Regions from separate parts of the Homo sapiens genome. Here region 2 is linked to region 1. A link is an interaction called in ENCODE POLR2A ChIA-PET data of the cell type or tissue named here. Cell type or tissue: HepG2. All regions are shown on one strand. Each heading gives the region's core, and the rest is flanking DNA. Links, peaks and the distances in the headings are about the cores only. Region 1 holds the start of SOWAHA (sosondowah ankyrin repeat domain family member A). Region 2 holds the start of LEAP2 (liver enriched antimicrobial peptide 2).

Region 1 (15,887 bases), core at 3,276-11,275:
ACGGCTGGGCCGCTGCCCCCGGGGGGCCGAAGGGTGCGGGCTCGGGCTCCGGGGGCCGGGGCTTCTTCCTCAGCACCACGAACTTGACGCCGTCGAGCTCCTTCACCACCGCCACGTTGTTGACGAACTGCTTGAAGCGGTCCCTGCGGGCGGCGCGGCCCCGCGGGTCGCCGGCATCGAGCAGCGGCTTGAAGCGGCTCAGCAGCTCGGAGTTGCGCACCTTCCCGCCGTGCTCCTGCAGGAAGCCCAGCACCGCCGCCTGGCTCACCCCGGCAGCCGCAGCGGCGGCGGCGGCGGCCAGCGCCATGGTGGGGCCCTGGGTTCCTGGCTCCCGGGGCGGGTGGGCGCCGCGTCGCCGCGGGACGCGCGGGAGCGGGGTTCCGGGAGGCGCGGCCGCGCTCACCTGGTGCCTTCCCCGCGGCCAGCCGGGCGTGTCCCCGAAGCTGGACCTCGGTCGCGCCAGTGCCGCTGGGCCGGGGCGTCTCGGGGCGAAGGGCGCCGGGGGCCGCGGGGAGCGCCCACCCCCAGCGCCCCGCCGGGCCCCGGCCTTCGGGGTAGGTTTCTGCCTTTGTATTCTGTCCAATGGGCGCCTGCTTCCATCCCCCGCGCCGCGCTCGCCTTACAGGTGACAGCTGCCCCCGCGATGCAGAGGGAACCGGAGCAGAAATTCCCGCCGCCCCCCGCCCGCCCCAGAATTAAAGGCGCAGCGCTCCAGCTCTGGTCTCGGTTGCTAGGTGGGTGTGTTCCCTAGGGACGCCGCGGTCCGCCAAGGAGGAATGGATTTTTATTCCTTTAATAAACATTTAACCACTGCAAAACACCAAGCGATGATTTCAGAACAATCTTTTTTTTTTAAAGGTCGTCAATACCACTCCAGTTTTTTTTTTTTTTTACTGTGTTTCATGCAGGAAAACGGCTTCATGAGATTTACAGCAAAACCAATTCACTCTGCGCGGCAATGCACGTTACTCTAGGTTTAGAGAGACGTTTTCAAAAGCAATTTTCTCATGGTAAGAGAATACATTTTCACGTAGAATTTGGGGTATAAAACCACAGGAAACATAAACATAACAGGAAAACATAGAGGAAAACATAAAGAAGGAAAAAAAATCACTTGAAATCACCATTAACATTTTGAAATATCCTCTCCCTGTCTCCCATGTGTGTATGTATGTTTATGCTTTAAAGTAAGAAAGCAATGCGGAGTCATGCCATGGTTTTAAACCTTCGTTTGTTCCACAGATAGGTATTGAGCACGTAGTTTGTGCCAGGACTTTTTTTTTTTTTTTTTTGGCTAAGATGCGTCAGTTAGCAAGACAGATTTAAAAACCCGTGACCTAGTGGGGCTCATGTGTTGGAGGAGAACAGAAGCATATGGTGAATCCGAAAACTATATGATATACTAAATACATGCTATGAAAAAAGCACAGCGGGGTATAACGGATGAGGGTCAGGTTGCAATTTTGATCTGGGCAGTCAGGATAGTACTCGTTGTGAAAGTGACATTTAAACAAGGACTTGAAGGAGATCAGGGAGTTATGTAGACGGGGAAGAGGTTTCTAGTTGAGGGAACTGCCTGGCAGAGGTAGAATCAGTTCCTTAATTTAAAATGCAGGCCGGGCGCGATGGCTCACGCCTCTAATCCCAGCACTTTGGGAGGCTGACTTGGGCGGATGATCTGAGGTCAGGAGTTCGAGACCAGCCTGGCCATCATGGTGAAATCCATCTCTACTTAAAAATACAAAAATTAGCTGGGTGTGATGGCACGCACCTGTAATCCCAGCTACTCCGGAGGCTGAGGCAGGTGAATCGCTTGAACCCGGGAGGTGGAGGTTGCAGTGAGCTGAGATGGCGCCACTGCACTCCAGCCTGGATGACAAGAGCAAGCCCTGTCTCATAAATAAATAAATAATTGCAGTACTACAAATATATCTAACCAGAAGCAGCATATTGTAGTAGCTGAGAAAACAAGACTCTGGAGTCAACATTCTACACTTGAGTTCTGGCTCTACCTTGGGCAAATGCCTTGACTTCTCTGTGCCTCAGCTTTCTTGTCTGTAAAGGAATGAGGAAAATAGTACTTACCTGCTCAGATGGTTGAGAGAATTAAGTGAGAAAATAAACACAAAAGACTTAGCATAATGCTTGGCTTACAGTAATCATTTGAATTATTATTAGTAGTATAGTCACTACTATTAGTATTACTCAAAAGGAAAACAGAAGACTAAAATGTAAAGGGTCCCCTTTCCCCAATCCAATCCCCAGGGGCAATTTCTGAGTTCAGCCCTGTCCCCAAGATGCAAACAATTTAAACATTTCCCCCTCACTTTATATTGTGAGCATTCCTCCCAATGACAATAGCTAGTCTAGTCTTCAAAAACATACAACTTTTAATGATAGCATCAAATAAATGTAGTATTATACTTTGTTTTCTTGTTCTTCATTGTTTATATTGTTTCTAGTTTTTAATTCTTATAAATGATGCTGTTGATATATAAGACTTTGTGCACCTTTCTGAGTAATTCCTTAGGATAGGCTCCTAGGAGTAGAATTCGCAGGGCACGCACCATCACACGCAACAGCATCACACCCAGCTAATTTTATTTTTATATTGCCCAAGCTTGTCTCAAACCCTTGGCCTCAAGCGAGCCTTCCACCTCAGCCTCCAAAGATTACACGTGTGAGCCACTGCATCTAGCCTTACCCCAGCGCCCCCCCTTTTTCTTTTGAGATGGAGTTTTGCTTTTGTTGCCCAAGCTGGAGTGCAATGGCGCAATCTTGGCTCACTGCAAGCTCCGCCTCCCGGGTTCAAGTAATTCTCTTGCCTCAGCCTCCCAAGTAGCTGGGATTACAGGCATGTGCCACCATGCCTGGCTAATTTTTTATTTTTAGTAGAGATGGAGTTTCACCATGTTGGCCAGGCTGGTGTCGAACTCCTGACCTCAGGTGATCCACTCACCTCAGCCTCCCAAAGTGCTGGGATTGCAGGCGTGAGCCACTGCGCCTGCCCTACCTTACCCATTCTTTAGACTCACCTCAAGGCCCACCCCTGTAAAGCCTTCTGCAAACTGCCTCAGGTGTATCGTGCTCTGCATTCCTCAATAATTTATTTCAACAAACATCTATTGGATATCTTTGGGTGCAAGGCTGTAAGCCAGATACTCTGGGTAGAAGATACAATCTGCCTTTGAAGAGCTTACTGCTTAGTGGAGAAGAGAAAAACATTAAGTACAATTAATTATGTGACATAGCCAAATGAAATGAATGCTCCAGGTACTTACCAGAGCACGTGGGGGATGGGGGGTGAAGGGGTGGGGAAGGATAGGGAAGAGGGAGGACTGGGACATCTCCAAGAGGCAGGCTATGAGAACAGGATAGGTGAAAGCTTGAAAGTGGGACTGTGGGCCGGGTGTGGTGGCTCACACCTGTAATCCCAGTACTTTGGGAGGCGGAGGTGGGCAGATCATGAGGTCAGGAGATTGAGACCATCCTGGCTAACATGGTGAAACCCTGTCTCTACTAAAAATACAAAAAAATTAGCCGGGCATGGTGGCGGGCACCTGTAGCCCCAGCTACTTGGGAGGCTGAGGCAGGAGAATGGTGTGAACCCGGGAGGCAGAACTTGCAGTGAGTCAAGATAGTGCCACTGCACTCCAGCCTGGGCAACAAAAAAAGAAAGTGGGACTATGAAGGCTGAATTCAGGGTAAAGAGTGTCCAGTGTGTTTGAAGTTCAGGGTGTGTGCCAGGGATATGGAAAAATATAATGTTGGAAAAGTCATCTGGGGTGATGGGTGAAGGGCCTTAAATGGTAGTTTGGACTTTGCCCTGTTTGCAGTAGAATGTCATTGAGAGCTTGCTTTCTTCTTTTTAAAAAGTGGCTTTATTTTCTGATTATAGAATTAATGTTTTTTCCAATTCTCAATAGTTTCTAAAATATAAAAAGAATATGTCACATGTTAGAGAGCCACTTGATATTTTTTAGTTTATGCTGTGAGGAGTTTTTCTCTGTACATCCATAGATATATACACAACCATCTACACCATTTGGTACACATGGGATTAGACCGCGTGTTGCTAAGAACCCATGTTACCTTAGTCAAGACTGGTGTGGCGAATGGGCGGAAGAGGGGACCCTGGGGAGGTAGTGGCAGGGTCCAGTGGAAGACGGTAGGGCTTATCAAGCTCGGACAGTGGATGGGTGCCAAAGATACTTCAGAAACAGAACTTGCATTATATTGTCTTGTTTTCACTTTTAAAGTTATATTCCCTTTGTTTTAATTTTCATTTCAATAGCTACTTTTTATATTTTATTTTCCTACCTTTTTCTGGGCCAATTGTTGTGTTCCTTGAAAAGTCATTTCCATGATCTCATAGGTAGTGAAGCTTCAACTTGGACTTTTGTTACCATCTCTTGTCTCCAAGAAGAGAGATGAGGGAGAGCACTCTCTGTTAAAGATCATTATTGATTTATGTGGTTTGAACTAATTTTGACTATGATTGTAACCCCCCAATGGATTAATTTACCTTGCCCACTGCCTAGACAGAGCCGATTTATCAAGACAGGGGAATTGCAATGGAGAAAGAGTAATTCACACAGAGCTGGCTGTGCAAGAAGACCAGAGTTTTATTATTACTCAAATCAGTCTCCCTGAGAATTTAGGGACTGGAGTTTTTAAGGATAATTTGGTGGGTAGGGGGGCCAGTGAATTGGGGGTTCTGATCGGTCAGGTCAGAGATGAAATCACAGGGAGTTGAAGCTGTCCTCTTGCATTGAGTCAGCTCCTGGGTGGGGGCTACAAGACCAGATGAGCCAGTTTACGAGCCTGGGTGGTGCCAGCTGATGCATCAAGTACAGGGTCTGCAAAATATCTCAAGAACTGATCTTAGGCTTCACAATAGTGACGTTATCCCCAGGGGCAATTTGGGGAGGTTTAGAATCTTGCAGCCTCCAGCTGCCTGACTTCTAAACCATAATCTAATCTTTTGGCTAATTTGTTAATTCTACAAAGGCAGTCTAGTTCATTTTGGGAAAGGGCTGTTACCATCTTTGTTTCAAACTATAAACTAAGTTTCTCCCAAAGTTAATTTGGCCTATGCTCAGGAATGAACAAGGACAACTTGGAGGTTAGAAGCAAGATGGAGTTAGTAAGATCAGATCTCTTTCACTGTCTCAGTTATAATTTTGCAATGGTGGTTTCATGATCGCTAAGAGTAGACAAGGATTAAATACTGATTGAACAGGAATTGCTAGTACAAGCCGTTTATTGACAGTGCTTAACAGGCTTCAGGCTCTGAGCTACATAAGGAAACTTGGCCAAGGTCACAGTTAACAATTGGCTGAGCTCAAACTGGAACCCCAGGCTACCTGCCTATGCTCATTTACCATGCAAAGTTAGGTCACTGATGATTTAAAATTGATGTTCTGAATGTTTAATAAATAAAGTAGGGAAAAACTCCTCACAAATACCTTACTTAAACTTTTATTTATGCTTGTGCTTCTGAACATACTCTGCTTTAATATTTTAAGTGATAAGTTTATAGTTTGAGCAAACATTACAGTGAGGATGCTAATGACATCCAGTTCCCCAGGCTGCTTTTCAGTTTTGATGCCCTGTTGCCAGTGAGGCCAGAGAATCAATTCTTCCAGTGACCCAGCAGTTTGCCCGCAACATTAGGAAAATCAAATATAAAATGTATATTTATAGCAAGGATAAAATTCCATGATGTGTCTTGAACATGGAGAATGAAATAGGAAGGCTATTTGTTCTTATCTCAGTATCTTAAATATGAAGCAGATCAGGGTAGAGGCCCTCTGTAATTTTTAAAGCTACAATATTTAAATATAAAATAAAATAATTTCATAATCTTATGCTATGTTACATTACATTTATATTATTATTTTTGAGACAAAGTCTCGCTCTTGTCCCCTAGGCTGGAGTGCGATGGCACGATCTTGGCTCACTGCAACCTCTGCTTCCTGGGTTCAAGTGATTCTCCTGCTTCAGCCTCCTGAGTAGCTGGGATTACAGATGCCTGCCAATGGTATTTTTGTGTTTTTAGTAGAGACAGGGTTTCACCATGTTGTTCAGGCTGGTCTCAAACTCCTGACCTCAGGTGATCTGCCCACCTCGGCCTCCCAAAGTGCTGGGATTATAGGCGTGAGCCATCACGCCTGGTCTGTATTCTGTTCTGTTCTATTCCTTATTCCAATCCACACTACCCTCTGAACCCCATGCCTAGGCCCCACCAAGAGCTGTAGCGGATGCTTAATGTTTGTAAATGTCTTCTCCCCTACCATGGCAGTGCAAATCAGCTCCTTCCATTGCGTTTATCCAACGCAGCCTGCCACCTCTGCCCCCTGGTGTCTCACCAATACATCTCATCTGTAAAGAAGAGTTCCTCCGGTCCCAGGAGGCAGGAGCTCCAGGGACTTGAGGGGGATGGGCTGCCCAGCAGTGGCTGTAAAGGGACTTTGCCCAGATATCAAGCTTTTGCGGTCAACTTCCGGAACAAATCGTGCTTTGTTCTTGCTTCCAGCCCAGGGGAAGCAAAGGGGACCTCTCTCATGCCTGCAGCTTGTTAAGCCCACTTCTCTCTAAGGTCAAAAGAACTTTATTTCTAAATCTGAGTGAAAGTGTCAGCTCACGTGTTTCTGCTGTAGACTGAGTTTTTGACTCTGCAGTTCATTTTTCAGGCTGCTGCTTCTCTGATTGCTCAGACTATTGCTTGGTTGCTAAGTAGGGAGCCACAGACCTGGTCCACGGAGACTTGGAAAGCTGTGTCCTGGCTTCATGAATCTCCAGCAGTTGGTGCCCTTTGCTACCCATCTTTAATCATCCCTTTCAGTCCCTTGCCTTCTCAGGTATGAGGTGTTTTTTGTTTGTGGTTTTTTTGAGACGGAGTCTCGCTCTGTTGCCAGGCCGGAGTGCAGTGGCACAGTCTCGGCTCACTGCAACTTCTGCCTCCCGGGTTCAAGGGATTCTCCTGCCTCAGCCTCCGAGTAGTTAGGACTACAGGCGTGTACTACCATGCCCGGCTAATTTTTTGTATTTTAGTAGAGACGGGGTTTCACCATGTTGGACAGGATGGTCTTGAACTCCTGACCTCGTGATCCGCCTGCCTCGGCCTCCCAAAGTGCTGGGATTATAGGCGTGAGCCACCGTGCCCGGCCTGAGTTTTTATTTAAAAGAGTATACCTGCTCCCCTACCCCTGGGACATTTGGGGGGTCAGTTTTTCTTTTTCTTTCTTTCTTTCTTTTTTTTTTCTTTTAATGGGCAACACTTCATTCCATAAAATAGAATACGTGTTCCCTGGGGTCAGCTTTTCTTTCATGTGGGACACCGTCTGAATTAGGAAGGGCCTAATCTGAGAGGCCTGCAAAATGCTAGTCTTTTATTGTTGTTGTTGTTGTTGTTGTTTGAGACAGAGTCTTGCTATGTTGCCTGGGCTTGTCTGGAACTGCTGGGCTGAAGTGATCCCCTGCCTCAGCCTTCCGAGTTGCTGAGATGACAGGCAGCTGTCAATGTGCCTGGCTCAAAGTGCTGTTTATTTTTATTTTTATTTTTATTTTTTATACTTTAAGTTCTAGGGTACATGTGCACAACGTGCAGGTTTGTTACATAGGTATACATGTGTCATGTTGGTTTGCTGCACTCATTAACTCGTCATTTACATTAGGTATTTCTCCTAATGCTATCCCTCCCCCTGTCCCCCACCCTCTGACAGGCCCCGGTATGTGATGTTCCCCACCCTGTGTCCAAGTGTTCTCATTGTTCAGTTTCCACCTGTGAGTGAGGACATGTGGTATTTGGTTTTCCGTCCTTGTGATAGTTTGCTCAGAATGATGGTTTCCAGCTTCATCCATGTCCCTGCAAAGGACGTGAACGTATCCTTTTTTATGGCTGCATAGTATTCCATGGTGTATATATGCCACATTTTCTTAATCCAGTCTATCCTTGTTGGACATTTGGGTTGGTTCCAAGTCTTTGCTATTGTGAATAGTGTCGCAATAAACATACATGTGCATGTGTCTTTATAGTAGCATGATTTATAATCCTTTGGGTATATACCCAGTAATGGGATGGCTGGGTCAAATGGTATTTCTAGCTCTAGATCCTTGAGGAATCACCACACTGTCTTCCACAATGGGTGAACTAGTTTACACTCCCACCAACAGTGTAAAAGTGTTCCTATTTCTCCACATACTCTCCAGCATCTGTTGTTTCCTGACTTTTTAATGATCGCCATTCTAACTGGCGTGAGATGGTATCTCATTGTGGTTTTCATTGGCATTTCTCTGATAACCAGCGATGATGAGCATTTTTTCATGTGTCTGTTGGCTGCATAAATGTCTTCTTTTGAGAAGTGTCTGTTCATATCCTTTGCTCACTTTTTGATGGGGTTGTTTTTTTCTTGTAAATTAAATTCTTTGTAGATTCTGGATATTAGCCCTTTATCAGATGGGTAGATTGCAAAAATTTTCCCCATTCTGTAGGTTGCCTGTTCACTCTGATGGTAGTTTCTTTTGCCATGCAGAAGCTCTTTAGTTTAATTAGATCCCATTTGTCTATTTTGGTTTTTGTTGCCATTGCTTTTGGTGTTTTAGTCATGAAGTCCTTGCCATGCCTATGTCCTGAATGGTATTGCCTAGGTTTTCTTCTAGGGTTTTTATGGTTTTAGGTCTAACATTTAAGTCTTTAATCCATTTTGAATTAATTTTTGTATAAGGTGTAAGGAAGGGATCCAGTTTCAGCTTTCTACATATGGCTAGCCAGTTTTTCCAGCACCATTTATTAAATAGGGAATCCTTTCCCCATTTCTGGTTTTTGTCAGGTTTGTCAAAAATCAGATGGCTGTAGATGTGTGGTGTTATTTCTGAGGGCTCTGTTCTGTTCCATTGGTCTATATCTCTGTTTTGGTACCAGTACCATGCTGTTTTGGTTACTGTAGCCTTGTAGTATAGTTTGAAGTCAGGTAGCGTGATGCCTCCAGCTTTGTTTGTTTTGCTTAGGATTGTCTTGGCAATGTGGGCTCTTTTTTGGTTCCATATGAAGTTCAAAGTACTTTTTTCTAATTGTGTGAAGAAAGTCATTGGTAGCTTGATGGGGATGCCATTGAATCTATAGATTACCTTGGGCAGTATGGCCATTTTCACAATATTGATTCTCCTATCCATGAGCATGGAATATTCTTCCATTTTTTTGTGTCCTCCTTTATTTCATTGAGCAGTGGTTTGTAGTTCTCCTTGAAGAGGTCCTTCACATCCCTTGTAAGTTGGATTCCTAGATATTTTATTCTCTTTGTAGCAATTGTGAATGGGAGTTCACTCATGATTTGGCTCTCTGTTTGTCTGTTATTGGTGTATAGGAATGCTTGTGATTTTTGCACATTGATTTTGTATCCTGAGACTGCTGAAGTTGCTTACCAGTTAAAGGAGATTTTGGGCTGAGATGATAGGGTTTTCTAAATATACAATCATGTCATCTGCAAACAGGGACAATTTCACTTCCTCTTTTCCTAATTGAATAGCCTTTATTTCTTTCTCTTGCCTGATGGTCCTGGCCAGAACTTCCAACACTATGTTGAATAGGAGTGGCGAGAGAGGGCATCCCTGTCTTGTGCCAGTTTTCAAAGGGAATGCTTCCAGTTTTTGCCCATTCAGTATGATATTGGCTGTGGGTTTGTCATAAACAGCTCTTATTATTTTGAGATACGTTCCATCAATACCTAGTTTATTGAGAGTTTTTAGCATGAAGCACTGTTGAATTTTGTTGAAGGCCTTTTCTGCATCTGTTGAGATAATCATGTGGTTTTTGTCATTGGTTCTGTTTATGTGATGGATTATGTTTATTGATTTGCATATGTTGAACCAGCCTTGCATCCCAGGGATGAAGCCGACTTGATCATGGTGGATAAGCTTTTTGATGTGCTGCTGGATTTGGTTTGCCAGTATTTTATTGAGGATTTTTCGCATCGATATTCATCAGGAATATTGGTCTAAAATTCTCTTTTTTTGTTGTGTCTCTGCCAGGCTTTGGTATCAGGATGATGCTGAGCCTCATAAAATGAGTTAGGGAGGATTCCCTCTTTTTCTATTGATTGGAATAGTTTCAGAAGGACTGGTACCAGCTCCTCTTTGTACCTCTGGTCCTCAGCAAATGTAAAAGAACAGAAATCGCAACAAACTGTCTCTCAGACCACAGTGCAATCAAATTAGAACTCAGGATTAAGAAATTCACTCAAAACCGCACAACTACATGGAAACTGGACAACCTGCTCCTGAATGACTACTGGATAAATAATGAAATGAAAGCAGAAATAAAGATATTCTTTGAAACCAATGAGAACAAAGACGCAATGTACCAGAATCTCTGGGACACATTTAAAGCAGTGTTTATAGGGAGGTTTATAGCACTAAATGCCCACAAGAGAAAGCAGGAAAGATCTAAAATCGACACCCTAACATCACAATTAGAAGAACTAGAGAAGCAAGAGCAAACAAATTCGAAAGCTAGCAGAAATAACTAAGATCAGAGCAGAATTGAAGAAGATAGAGACCCAAAAAACCCTTCAAAAAATCAATGAATCCAGGAGTTGGTTTTTTGAAAAGATCAACAAAATTGATAGACCACTAGCAAGACTAATAAAGAAAACAAGACAGAAGAATCAAATAGACGCAATAAAAAATGATAAAAGGGATATCACCACCAATCCCACAGAAATCAAAGTGCTGTTTTAACCATTTCTTTAGTTATGAAATGGAGTCCCTGCTTGGTCAAGGTGGATGAATTAGCAACTCAGAGGTCAGACTTGTATTCCATGCAGCTTCCCATTGTATTAGTCTGTTATCACTCTGCTGATAAACACATACCCAAGACTGGGTAATTTATAAAGAAAAAGAAGTTTAATGGACTTACAGCTCCACGTGGCTAGGGAGGCCTCACAATCATGGTGGAAGGTAAAAGGCACGTCTCACCTGGAGGCAGGCAAGAGGAAACTTGTGCAAGGAAACACCCCTGTATAAAACTATCAGATCTTGCGAAACTAATTCACAATCACAAAAACAGCACAGGAAAGACCCACTCCCATGATTCAATTACCTCCCACGGGGTGCCTCCCATGACACGTGGGAATTTTGGGAGCTACAATTTAAGATGAGATTTGGGTGGGGACACAGCCAAACCATATCACCCATGCAGATGGGCTTGGAGATTACAGCACCAAATGTCTGGAAATGTGAAATCCACCAACAACATTCCTTGTTGAAACAACCTTGTCCTGGCTTTAGAGATGACAGGTAGAAATAACTCAATTATCCCCTAAACTCTTGTTGTACTAGTGTACCATGTTTGCTTGTCTTTAGAGATGGAATCTTACTATGTTGCCCAGGTTGGGTTTGGAACTCCTGGGCTCAAGTGATCCTCCGGCCTCAGCCTCTCAACTAGGTGGCACTACAGGCATGTGTCACTGCACCAGGCTTAGTATACCATGTTTAATTTGCCCTCTATTTAGCAACTTGGTTAAAGGTAGGAAAAAATCCTTAAACATCAGCTTATCGGGTTTCCTATTCAATGATTCCAAGAGCTAATTCACAGAGAGCTTAAAATAATTTGAAGTAAGCAGTAGTAAAAGACTGAATGTCAGGTGTTGATTGACAATCTCCTTTCTAGAGGGGAGGTGTTTCGGGGAGGAGTCAAGCTAGGTCTGTGTGGTGGAGGGAGCAGGACATGAGGTGGGCGGCAGGGTGGGTAGGCAGCCAGATGGTCTAGAGATTCTCAGAAGATCTGCTTGCTTGCCACTTTGAGACCATCAGCTATGTAAATATTGGAGAGTTTTATTTACAGCCTTCAGAGGAATAATTTGTGATACTGAACAACGAGCAAGAAACAGGAAGGTGAACTCTACCTTTGAGGGTGTGTGGTCTGGGGAAGAAGTCATTGATAGTACTGATTTTACTTACCTAACTAAGCATCAGTGAAATATTGGCAATGCTAAATGAAAACAGGGATGAATGCAGGTCTCCTTTCAGCTACCTATTCCCCGGGTGGCCCAAGTTCCAAAGAGTAAGAGTCTATGTCCTCATGAGTTGGGGTATAGCTCTAAATATTTGATAAATATTTACAATGATTAAATGGCAAGAATTTGTCACATAGTAGTGACTGTGGTCACTTTGAGTTTTTTTTTTTTTTTTTCAGAATGAGGTCCCAGGTTACTGTCTATGTACCTTATGTTCAATAACTATTGATAATGACAAAACAGTAACAATTCTTCACATGGCAGTGACTCTCATTGTATCAGAAGGCAGCTAGGCACACCACTATAACCACTATAACCATTACACCACCAACGCCACTCTCATCACTTGGATTTTTCCTTTTCAAAGTGGGATCAGAGGTTACTGTCTACATACCTGACTCTCATCCTAGGGTGAGAGTCAATTAACACCTTGGATATGTTACAGTAGGTTGAAGTGGTTTGAGTCTCATGATTTCAGGAGCTAGAAGTGGGGCCGTGGAGAGGGATGTTTTTCTGGAAGTTTTCAGAATGTAAACTTCTGGTTACCTGTTACCTTCCCAGATGTTGATGAATGGAAGTAAGCGTAGCACAGTTAGCAGCACAAACATTTCCACTACTAACCTTTAGGCAGGGAAGGTTTCTCCCCTAGAGCCCTCAGAGGGAGTGGGACCCTGTTGACACCTTAATTGGGGACCTCTGGTCTCCACAACTGTAACAGAGTAAGTTTCTGTTGTTTTAAGCTACTCGGTTTGCAGGAATTTATTATGGCAGCTACAGGACTTCAGTTCCAGATAAAAATGGCTGGAGCAAGAGCAAGGAACAGCAACAACAACAAAACACAGATTATGCTGGGGGCACTCAGCAGGAAGAAAGGCTCTGCTTCCCCCAGAATAAGTTTCTGTCTCTAAAACACAAGCTCTTGAGCATTTGTTTATTAGTGGTAAGAGGCTAGAGGCTGCAGCTTGGTTATTTATGCATGGCACTGTGTTTCTTCCTCTCTTCTTCCTTCTCCAATCTTTGTCTTCATTAGCAATGATGATAGAATTTCCTGGGCAAAATAATCCTTTATTTTTTAACTGGAAAATTTTGGCAAAATGTCACAATGTTCTAGTGTCCTAAAAGCTCAACATACTGGGGCTTAGGAACTTTCCAGGGGAGAGACAATAAGACCACAGTCTGCACAGAGCCTTCTGTGTGGCTGTGACAGCGAGGACAAAAACAATCACATTAATGTTGTTCGTTAGGATGGGGCTTTTTTGCTGCTGCTTTTTCATGGTAGTTTTTCACTATTCAGTCTAAATTTGTAAAGACCATTGTTTGTTTCCATTAAGAGAAACTGTTTATGTCTCAAAGTTAACCCATCCTAGGTACTATTTGTTATTTTCCATTCAGAAGATGTAGTGAGTTAGATGGTAGCCCCCTAAAGATAAGTCTATGTCTTAGAACCTGTTAATGTGACCTTATTTGGAAAAAAGATCTTTGTAGATGTAATTAAATTAAGGATCTTGAGATAAGAATATCCTAGATTATCCAGGCAGGCCCTAAATCCAATGACAAGTGTCTTATAAGAGACAGAAGAGGAGGGCCAGGCACGGTGGCTCACACCTGTAATCCCAGCACTTTGGGAGGCCGAGGCAGGCAGATTATTTGAGGCCAGGAGTTCGAGACCAGCCTGGCTCACATGGTGGAACCCCGCCTCTACTAAGAATACAAAAATTAGCCGGGTGGTAGTGGCGCACACCTGTAATCCCAGCTACTCAGGAGGCTGAGGCAGGAGAATCGCTTGAGCCTGGGAGGTGGAGGTTGCAGTGAGCCGAGACTGCACCATTGCACTCTAGCCTGGGCGACAGAGTGAGACCCTGTTTCAAAAGAAAAAAAAAAAAAAAAAAAGAGGAGAAGACACAGTGGGAGAAACGGAGAAGGCCAAATGAAGATGGAGGCAGAGATGGGAGTGATGCTGCCAAGAAAGCCCAGGAACATCTGCAGCCACGTAAAGCTGGAAGTATTGAGGAGGGATTCTCCCCCAGAGCCTTCCGAGGGACCGAGACCCTGCTGATACCTTGATGTTGGACTCCTGGCCCCAGAACTGTGAGAGAATAATTTTCTGTTGTATTAAGTTACCCAGTTTGCAGTATTTTGTTATGGCAGCTACAGGAAACAAATACCGAAGGTTAGAAGGAAATGGTGGGTTTACTCAAATCTTGCTGGAATGGAAGATTCTATCCTGAAATATGAGTGGCATTCCTCAGGCCTTTGAACTCAGATGACCTGAGGCTGTGAGGAGATCTGGCCCAGGCATGTCTCAACTAAAGCTATGGCTTTGGCTGCATGTTGGAGAGTCTTGACGTGTGGATCACATTTTAGGAGCAAAACTTCCCTATAGCATAAAGGTATTCTGACTCCAAGGAAGGCTCCTCATTCTACAAGGTATTTGATGTGATAAGACAGGCCAGTAGTCACCTTTTTTTTTTTTTTTTTCTGAGACAGAGTTTCACTTTTGTTGCCCAGGCTGGAATGCAATGGTGCGATCTCAGTTCACTGCAACCTCCGCCTCCCGGGTTCAAACGATTCTCCTGGCTCAGCCTCCTGAGTAGCTGGGACTACAGGTGCATGCCACCACGTCCGGCTAGTTTTTTGTGTTTTTAGTAGAGATGGGGGTTTCACTATGTTGGTCAGACTGGTCTCGAACTCCTGACCTCAGGTGATCCACCTGCCTCAGCCTCCCAGAGTTCTGGGATTACAGGCGTGAGCCACCACACCCGGCCCAGCAGTCGCTTTTTACAGCCCTTGGGAGGGGTGTTTCTTGTTAGTTCCTTTGAAAAACTCCTGGTCCCTGCCTCCTCCTTCACCCATGCACTTTCTGGCACCCCACTACCACTCTGCATGGCCTGCATCTTTCTGGAATCATCTTCCATGTGGCATTCCAGGTAGCCATCACCAAGCTGATAGAGTTGACAAGATGAAACACCTTAGTACTTCCAGTTCAGAGCTAAAAATACAAAGGATAATAGGTGGCAGCTCTTGTTTTCTGTAAAACCATTTCCTGATGGAGAAGATACATATATAAACAGAGATCTGCGGGAAGATGTGCTCATGGATAGACAGTAGGGTTGGTGGGGGTGCAGTGGCTCACTCCTGTAATCCTGGCACTTTGGGAGGCCGAGGCAGGTGGATCACTTGAGGACAGGAGTTCGAGACCAGCCTGGCCAACATGGTGAAACCTCGTCTCTATTAAAAATATAAAACTTAGCTGGGCGTGGTGGTATGCACCTGTAATCCCAGCTACTTGGGAGGCTGAGGCAGTAGAATCACTTGAACCTGGGAGGCAGAGGTTGCAGTGAGCTGAGATCACATCACTGTACTCCAGCCTGGGTGACAGAGCAAGACTCTGCCTCAAAAAAAAAAAAAAAAAAAAGAAAAAAAAAAGAAAAGAAAAAAAAGGGATAGACGGGGTATCTTTTAGCTGTCTGGGACACCCAGAGAAGGAGCCCTTTTCCTTGGGAGAGTCTGAAGGCACTTTGAGAAGACATGACCTTGAAGCTGAGACCAGGAGCTCTGCAAGCTGAGATGGGGGAGGAAATCATTCCTGGCAGAGGAGCACAAGCAAAGGCATATAGTGTGTTTGTGGAACAGCGAGAAGTACAGGGTAACAGACCAGGGATGAGGATTGGGGGTGAGTGAGTGCAGAAACAGGTTGAAGAGGGTGGTTGGTGCCAGACCATTAAGGGCCTTACACATCCTTGATGACTAAAGCTGAACATGTCCCAGCTGAACTGGTTATCTTCTTCCCTAACCCTCCTTTCCCTCCCCCAGGGTTCCCCAGCTCAAAAAAAGGCACCATCACCCACCCAATCTGGGTCTGGCAGAGAC
Region 2 (8,291 bases), core at 1-8,000, 67 kb before region 1:
TTGTTATAAATGAAAGTTCTGGCTCTAGAGGCCAGTACTCTGGAGTTTCAGAGCAGCCAGTGATTGTTCCAGTCAGTGATGCCTAGTTATATAGAGGAGGAGTACACTGTGCACTCTTCTAGGTGTAAGGGTATGCAACTTTGGATCTTAAAATTCTGTACACATACACACTTTATATATATGTATGTATGTATGAAAACATGAAATTAGTTTGTCAAATATGTGTGTGTTTAGTATTTTAGCTTAGTGCAACTATTTCCACATTATTTATTAAATTGATCTAAGACACTTTCTTGTTGACACCTTGAATATTAATGTTCAAGGGTGCAATGTGTATTCCTTTAGATTGTTAAAGCTTAATTACTATGATTTGTAGTAAATTAACTTTTAAAATGTATTTGAGCCCTTCTGTAGTGTCGTAGGGCTCTTACAGGGTGGGAAAGATTTTAATTTTCCAGTTGCTAATTGAACAGTATGGCCTCATTATATATTTTGATTTATAGGAGTTTGTGTCTGGGTCCCAGGAACATCTACTGGGGATGACTGTTAGGCAGCTTGTGATGATGTTTTTTAAAAAACCTAAGTAACTTGGGGAGACAGAGCATTTCAAACCCATATAGACACCTATCATACCTGTATATCCCCTAATACATGGAACATAAATTTCATTTCAGCTTTATGCATTAATGTATTGAAGAGGCAGGCTTTTTTTCCAGTAATAATACTGTACATCTAAGGTTGCTATTCAGTAAAACTAATAGAAGAGATAATTATTGAATACCTTGGAATATGTAGTGAGAAGAGGCCAAATTTTTCATGTTTGTGAGCATGTCTTTCAGATACTCGCTAATGGAGAAATTCACTTTAGACCTCTAGACCCCAAAACCAAGTTAGCAAGTGACAAAAAGTAAATTATTAATAGTCTGTAAAGTGGATGCTGGTCTTACAAAGCTCCTATTCACATGAACCCTATGGTTAATTAGAAAGAACTTGCTGTCTCCAGAAAAGGGAATGGAAATAATAACTATGTATCTTCTTTTCATGTAATTTGGTCACAGAATAAGGTATTCAAGTTAAGTCTAATCCAAGTCTTAGAGATCTTTAAGTATCCTAAAATAGCAGCCTAAGTAGTCATCATGTAAAGAAGTTGACTTTCAGGAATGTCAGCATTGACCTCTCCTTGCCACTGTTACTCAGCTAAACATAACTTGCCATTCTTAAAAATAAAAAAGCTCCCACCCAGAAACTCTAGTGATACTCAGTTTTGACCTCTTACTGCTTCCATGTGGGACTTCTTTTCAGCTTTTAACCATTGGAATTTTCTACCTGCTATGTTCCTCTCTGGAAAATATCAATTTGGAAATGCTGCCTTTCAAATCAATGCCATGATCATCCATATTGTTGAGTTTGTTGTTGGTGTTCCAGAAGTGTCCCCATTTTACAACTTTATGCACACACCTGGCAAATCATTAACATGAGCATTCAACAGTACTGGGATGGGTGGGGTGGGGGTAGGGGGCTCACCAACAGAACTGGCCAGTTGACATTGCCTGAAAAGGCACCACCTTTAAGGGCCAGTTGTGGGGTTGGTAAGCACAGTTATGAAAATTTCTATCTAGCCTCCGTTTTGAATGGTTTTAAGAAATTTTGTATATGGAGGATGGAAATGCTTATATATTTATTGAAAATCCTTTTATTTGAAATTAAAATTATTTGGTATATAATTGTTTGATATTTGGGGAGGGTTTTGGAGGGGAGATAATGTCACTGATAAATTAAAAGCCTGTTGATTTTGCAGAAAGGTACTGTTAGTGACTGATAAGGATGCCTTTGTTTTGTACATGAACCAAATCTTTGTTTTACATTTCTTTTATCCAAAATATTTAGGCATCTGACATTTTCAACCAGAATTTCAATTATATACTGTGATTTTTATTTGTTGCAATACATTACAATTTCAGAGGTACTTTGGGGCTCAAAAGCTAGGATTTCTAAGTCAGTATGTGCATTTCACACGATAAAGCTGTTAATGGTGAGCAAAGTATTATATACTAACTAGATTTTTCCACATCTGTATAGTATATTATATGTATTTTGTGGTATTGAGAGTATAGAAAGTTTAGAGTGTCAAACATGCGTTTAATGTGTATTTTTAAACAAATTTATGGCAATTAAAATATTTGGAGACAAGGGTATCACATTTCAATTTGTAAAGATCTTTTTAACTCTACTGTGTCATTAAGATGCTTTGTACAATGCCAAACCATAGTTGGAGAAACTAAGTTTAATAAATATCAAATAGATTTTCTGTATTAAAGTTACTGAACACTGTACTCTTTATATTTCTTCAACTCTGAGCCCTTTTCATGCAATTCCTGTTTTGTGTCTTAAGGTCCGTTACTACTCTTTAAAAGTCTGTTCCCACCAGCTGAGGTCTCATTTTCTGATTACAGAAATTCTGAACTTGCTGGCCATGGGTCCTTGTGCATATGTCAAAATTCACCTTGTCCCAACAGAAATCTTAAATCTCTTTTGGTGCTTTTGGTGGCTTGGGCTTTCATTGCTTTATTAAACTAGATTTTTCTCTCTGTTCTGCCTTATCTTCAGACAGCCATAGACAAACCTGGGTGCTTCATTAGATGGCAAGTGCTTGACCATCTTTTTTTTTTTTTTTTTTTTTTGAGACAGAGTCTCTCTATGTCACCCAGGCTGGGGTGCAGTGGCATGATCTTGGCTCACTGCAACCTCCACCTCCCAGGTTCAAGTGATTCTCCTGCCTCAGCCTCCCAAGCTTGACCACCTTTGACACCTCCCTGAAGAGTATGGAGTGAAGGGATCCAGGGCCACAGCTTAGGAACTTGCTGAAGTTGATTACGTAGCTATTGATTATGTAGCTCTCACTACACTTTCCAGATTGAGAAGTTAACACATTATTGGGCAATGCTGTTTTTTTCTTTAGTATACAAAATGAATCCTTCTTTCCCTCAAAAGCTTGAATTCCAGACTGCTAAAATTTCAATTTGAGACATTTAATAGTATCCATAGAAAAATAAACTCTAAATTGACAAGTTTAGTTATGCTTATCCATATATCAACATTCTAAGAAGAAATGGAGACCAATTTAAAGCGTACATCTGCCTTTAAATATTAAAAATACAAGATTGCTTCACTTGGGTGTCTCCAGCCAAAATGCAGTTAATCAATATTCCATAGAACGGAGCATTGTCGGAGGTGACTGCTGTCCTTTCTTTCCCTGGTATGTACATCATTCCTGGGCCACACTTAAGGAACAGCGTCTTTTTCTAGGGGAAAAGAAAGGGTAGTTTTTTAAGACTGGGTCTAGGAATGACCAGGGCCACCTATGCTGCATTTCCTTCCTCTTTGCTTGATCTGTCCAGTCTCAGGAAAGACTGAAGAATGGAAAGGCACCACTCTTTCATGGTACCCACATAGAGCTGTTCTTGGCTCCTAACTCCTAAGGGATTTTCCATGGAGCTCCCAGTCTCAGTCTAGAACTCCTCCATCCCAGCTTTATTCTTAGGTTCATGTGTCCCCTTGTCACTCCTCTGCCCAGCTTCCCAGGGCTCTCTGGCCCAACCCTGCTCCCAGGTTCAGGGAGTACCTGCATAGCCTTGTGATACACTCAGAATCATCCCGGCAGGAGGCTCCAATAGGCCTGAGGGAAACCCCTCTCCAAAATGGGGTCATTCTCCGTGGCCTTCTCTTTGCCGAACTCACTTCTGGTATTGGGGAGCCATCTATCTGTAAGGGCAAAGACATTCAGATATGAAAGTGTTGACACCCTGCTGCACACCTTGGAAGAGTGATCATTCCATTCCGCAGATGCTGTAGACTCAGAACAGAGGAACCATTCCTCAGGACTGAATCTAGCTTTCAAGTTCCACCACCACTATCATCTCCACACTCCACACACACACATAAGTATCCTTCCCTCCTTACCTGGCCCAACAGCAACAGGAAGATCATGAGGACTGCACAAAGTTTGAGGTGCCACATCTTGACAGGGGGAGGATGTTGGAGCCTGAAAGCCAGGGACAGTTCCTACTTCCTTTTATAGACTGACATCAACTCTTGCATTGTTACTGGGTGAGATGGGGGCAAAGTTTATATTTGTAATCAGAATCAATTTAATAAGTTAATGTCTACCGGAGGAATGTGCTCAAGGGCCACCTTTCAGGCACGTTGTATTTACTGATCCCTCATCTGGACTTTGAGTGATTGTGTTGCTGGCATGGACCCTTTCGCCCATTTTACCAAAAGTCAGCACTGCCCTTCCTTCCCTTTGAAAGCCACGTGAAACCATTGAGGGAGGTCAGGCAACTAGCCACATTTCTATTCCAAAATAGCTCAGTGAGATCACTCCCATAGAATTCCAATAATGAAGTCTTCAGAAATAATGTTGGCCCCTTTCAGCCTTGTCTAGGAAAGAAGCACTGATCTATTGTGTACAGCCAATTGGATAAGGCCCTTATCTCCTTTCTGTGGGAGGATGCTTCAGCAAGGCCTACAGTTCCCCAGATCGTCCACTTGCTTAGATGGACTGTCACCCTAATCTGCACCTCTTTATCTCACTAGTAAAATGAAGACCCAGCTGTGGAAAGTTCAAAGTCTGGCCTCCTGCCCTCTCAGGGGAATGGCTGGATGTGAGACTTATTTGGACCACAGGTGAATTGAATAATTATAGGTTTCTTTTTGTTTTTAAGCACATGTAGATGAGGAGGTAACAAGATCTCCTAAATCAGAGGGAGAGCTTGTGTAGTGACTGTATTAAAAGCCTTGAATTATGGGCTTTCTTCCCAGTAGTTGAGTGGGGCCTTTCCTTCCGGCAGCTTCAGGGCAACAGGCATAGGGATGAGATACCTCCAAAGCCCAAAGCATCCATCAGTTTAAGTAGGAACTGCTGCAGATTTCTAGACCAAGGGAGGACATGTATCTAAACGATGGGTAGTTATGGGTACTCGTGAAATGACATGGGCATTTTAAGTTTGAGGGGAAAGCTGTGAATTCTGAGTAAGGAGACTGATTGGACTTTAGATCTTCCTATGACCTGGGAGGATAATAAGCTTAAGACAAAGACAACAAATTCTTTCTGCCGGGCATCATACTGAAAACTTGGCTAATACCTCTTCCCAAGGGCCGTCTCATCTTCACAGGTTGGGTATTTGGATAAGAACCTGCTTGTTCCTTTACTCCAGGAAAACGTGGAGGAGATGCACAACAGCTGAAGGTAGAAAAGGATGGCCACTGACCCTGCTGCCAGTCAGACAGAGGGAGCTTCTTGCCAAGGGAGAAGCAGATGGTTTGATGGACCTCAGAGCTGGAATTGGGCAGGATGTGACCACAGATCTGACTGTCCTGATTCTAGTCCTCTCAGAATCATGGAGCCAGGCCTTGAGGGGGATGCCACTGCATGCACTTTAGGAACATTGAGAAGAGACCTATATACCAACGAACCAGTTGAGACTAGTTCTCTGCTCCCTCCCTTCACCCCTAAGCTTGGATACTGGATGATCCCAGACAGGTGCCTAAACTGGGAACTTTTGCTGGGAGGGGAAGTGGCTATGTGGGTGACCTAGTGAGCACTGGGTAAGAACACAAATGATTAGATAAGCAAAGGACTGAACAACGTGATGTCCTAGAGCCAGTTGGGTCTGTGGCCTCAGTGTCAGCCTCCCCTTTACCAGTCTAGAGTGATGTGCCAAATGGGATTTGGAAACTGTTCATCCAAAAGATGAGTAATTCTCCTAATCCTCCATTTCTGCCTTCCTGTACTTCTAGCAGGATCAAACTAGCATGGTGTTAATTTGTAAAGCTGATAACACAGTCAAGGAAAGAAAGAGCTTGAAGCCCTTGCCCCTCTGTGTGTAGGCGGAAAGGACCATTCATCCTCATGAGTGTGACAACATTGCAGAGGCCTTTGGTTCAAGCCTCTATGTTGTATGCCACCCTCTCCCCAAAAGAAAAAACCATTAGTCACTGTCTGTGGAAGGAACCACTGTTGGGGAAGGGGAAAGTATTTTAACATGTCTACGTGAATGCTAGTTGTTTTAGTTAAGTATGGAGCAAAAATCAAACTCAAAGCAACATCCAGGCAGCAGTTAGCTGAATTGGCAGTATTTGTCCACAGCCATCCCATACTTGAGAGACTGTGAAGGCCTCTTCTTGAAATTAAAAAAAAAAAAATTTCATGGATTCTACAATCAAGTATTTTGCTCAGTGAATATACACGTAACTGCATGCTCCTTCATCCAATAGAAAGGCCTAAGTAGCCTTTAACAGTTGCAGCCGTAAGAAGGTAGAATGCTTGGCTGGTAAGCAGTAGCCTGGGGTCTACAGAGTGCAACTGCCCATAGGCCAGCCCTTCCCCTTTTTGGGCTTTAGTCTCCTATTCTGTCAGTTTGGGGGTTCAAATGACTAATTTACAAGAAGAAAATGAGACTGAAGCAGATTTGATAGCTGAGAGCTTGGTAACTCTGGATACAACTCTCAAGAGATTTTATGCTTCTGAGGCAAATGCTTAGGATGAAATGGGAGAAAGAGGGTATAGCTACATGAGCAGCTGTTTGAAACACATTCCAGGTCGATCACTAGGAGTTGGCAGTAATTGGAAACTTTTTGCTGTCCCTAAGCAGGAGGTGCCTAATAAAAGATGAAAGACTCTGAAATGGAAAAACTTTACCAGGTAAAATTTCAACAAAAGGTCAAGGTGTATTTGCTTTTTTGCTAGCTGGAACTGGCATAGACTTTTGGGCCTACCTTAGGCCTGCATTTTGAGGACTGCCTGCAAACTAAAAGAGCAAGGGCATTCCTTTCATCAGACTCTGCAGCCCATAGATAAAAACGCTTGTGGGGGCAGGAGCATTTGGAAAAAGAAAGGTCAAATGGAGCAAATGGTTGTGCCAGAGTAGCAGGTAAGGGATCCATACCCAGGACTGGAGGCTCCAGATGGGTTACCAGCACTGAAGCCCACAGCAGCTGTCTTTCCTTCAAAGGTTTTACTCAGGTTCTCCTCTGAGGATTTCTGCAAATGTCCCCTAAAATGATCCCAGGTCATGTATAGGAGCACTGAACTACTAAAACTCACCACATTCCACACACCCACCACCTCAGCACTCCTGCCACACAGGTGAGATCCATTTCCCCAAGCTTAGAGAGGGAAGCCCTTTGATGAGACACAGGCTTAAAGCAGACTAATTTCATCCAAAGCAGAAGCTCCACACATCACAGGGCTTACGGCAGAGTCATCTCAGTAGAGCACTCCTGGAATAAAAAGAATAGGCTTGGTGCCTGGTTTGGGCTGAGAAAAGGGATTTGGATCTTTTGAGCTGGTCTCTCCAAAGGAGTCAAAGAACCAGGGAGAAATAGTCTAAGTGTAGAACAAGGTGAGCAAGATGGGAGAGGGTGGCCGTCTACTTCGGCGGGTTGGGGCAAACACCAGAGGGAGAAAGACATTAACGGCCTCTCAAAGCAGTGGTCCTCCTCTGGGCTGTGAACTCTTTGAAGCTATGCAAGGTAAGGATGGGTCCACAGTTTTCATCATTCTCAAGTCTATGACCCAAATATGTTGCAAGACCTGGGAATAAATCTGGACAAAGAGGCAAATGGGAAAATTGGACTGTCTTTTGGGGGTGAGGTAGAAGAGTTCCTCAGTTAGTTGCCCTGTGTTAAGCCCGTACCATCTTGCCAGACACTTGTCACTCATTTCACCATCACCACAACCCAAGAACTTTATAATATTTCTATTTTATGGGTGAGAAGCTTAAGGCTCATGAAAGTAGGTTTCTTGCCTATATCACATAATGAGGAAGTGACGGGCTAAGAGGACGAGCCCAAGACTGTAAGACTCAGCCTTTTCCCCGTATCCTGCCTCACAATGTAGTTTATCTTTTAGGTTTTGTTTTGAAGTCTCGCTCTGTCACCCAGGCTGGAGTGCAGTGGCACAATCTTGGCTCACTGCAACCTCCACCTCCCAGGTTCAAGCGTTTCTGCCTCAGCCTCCTGAGTAGCTGGGATTATAGGCGTGTGCCACCACACTCAGCTAATTTTTATATTTTTAGTAGAGACAGGGTTTCACCATGTTGGCCAGGCTGGTCTCAAACTCCTGACCTCAAGTGATCCATCCACTTCAGCCTCCCAAAGTGCTGGGATTACAGGTGTGAGCCACTGTATCCGGCCATGTTTTGAAGTATCTTAACTTTTGATTCTTAAAAGGCAATAGCAGTAATTAGGATAATAAAGATACAGTCTGGCCAGGCACGGTGGCTCACACC

What was found. ChIA-PET counts read pairs that join two places held together with the same protein. Peaks named below come from ENCODE experiments on the same cell type or tissue, not always from the same donor. Only the 100,000 strongest peaks of a DNase experiment are listed, where the experiment ranks them.
Region 2: POLR2A ChIA-PET joins it to region 1 with 10 read pairs; 9 of 35 experiments call an interaction of 5 or more read pairs at or near these places.

The regions. Positions count from the first base shown.
Region 1 is chr5:132,798,042-132,813,928 of GRCh38, reverse strand. SOWAHA (sosondowah ankyrin repeat domain family member A) reads right to left here and starts at 627. Exons shown (of 1, transcript NM_175873.6): 1 at 1-627. The coding sequence starts at 307. RefSeq lists a silencer at 5,158-5,452. In HepG2, for the core only: a CTCF peak has its summit at 6,361 (motif pointing left); DNase peaks (open chromatin) are centred at 3,768, 5,298 and 6,478; H3K4me3 peaks cover 1,071 bases.
Region 2 is chr5:132,869,421-132,877,711 of GRCh38, reverse strand. LEAP2 (liver enriched antimicrobial peptide 2) reads right to left here and starts at 4,044. Exons shown (of 3, transcript NM_052971.3): 1 at 3,961-4,044; 2 at 3,623-3,762; 3 at 2,666-3,302. The coding sequence starts at 4,017. The coding sequence ends at 3,266. AFF4 (ALF transcription elongation factor 4) reads left to right here. Exons shown (of 21, transcript NM_014423.4): 21 at 1-2,317. In HepG2, for the core only: no CTCF peak of the experiment used is centred there; a DNase peak (open chromatin) is centred at 4,171; H3K4me3 peaks cover 2,390 bases.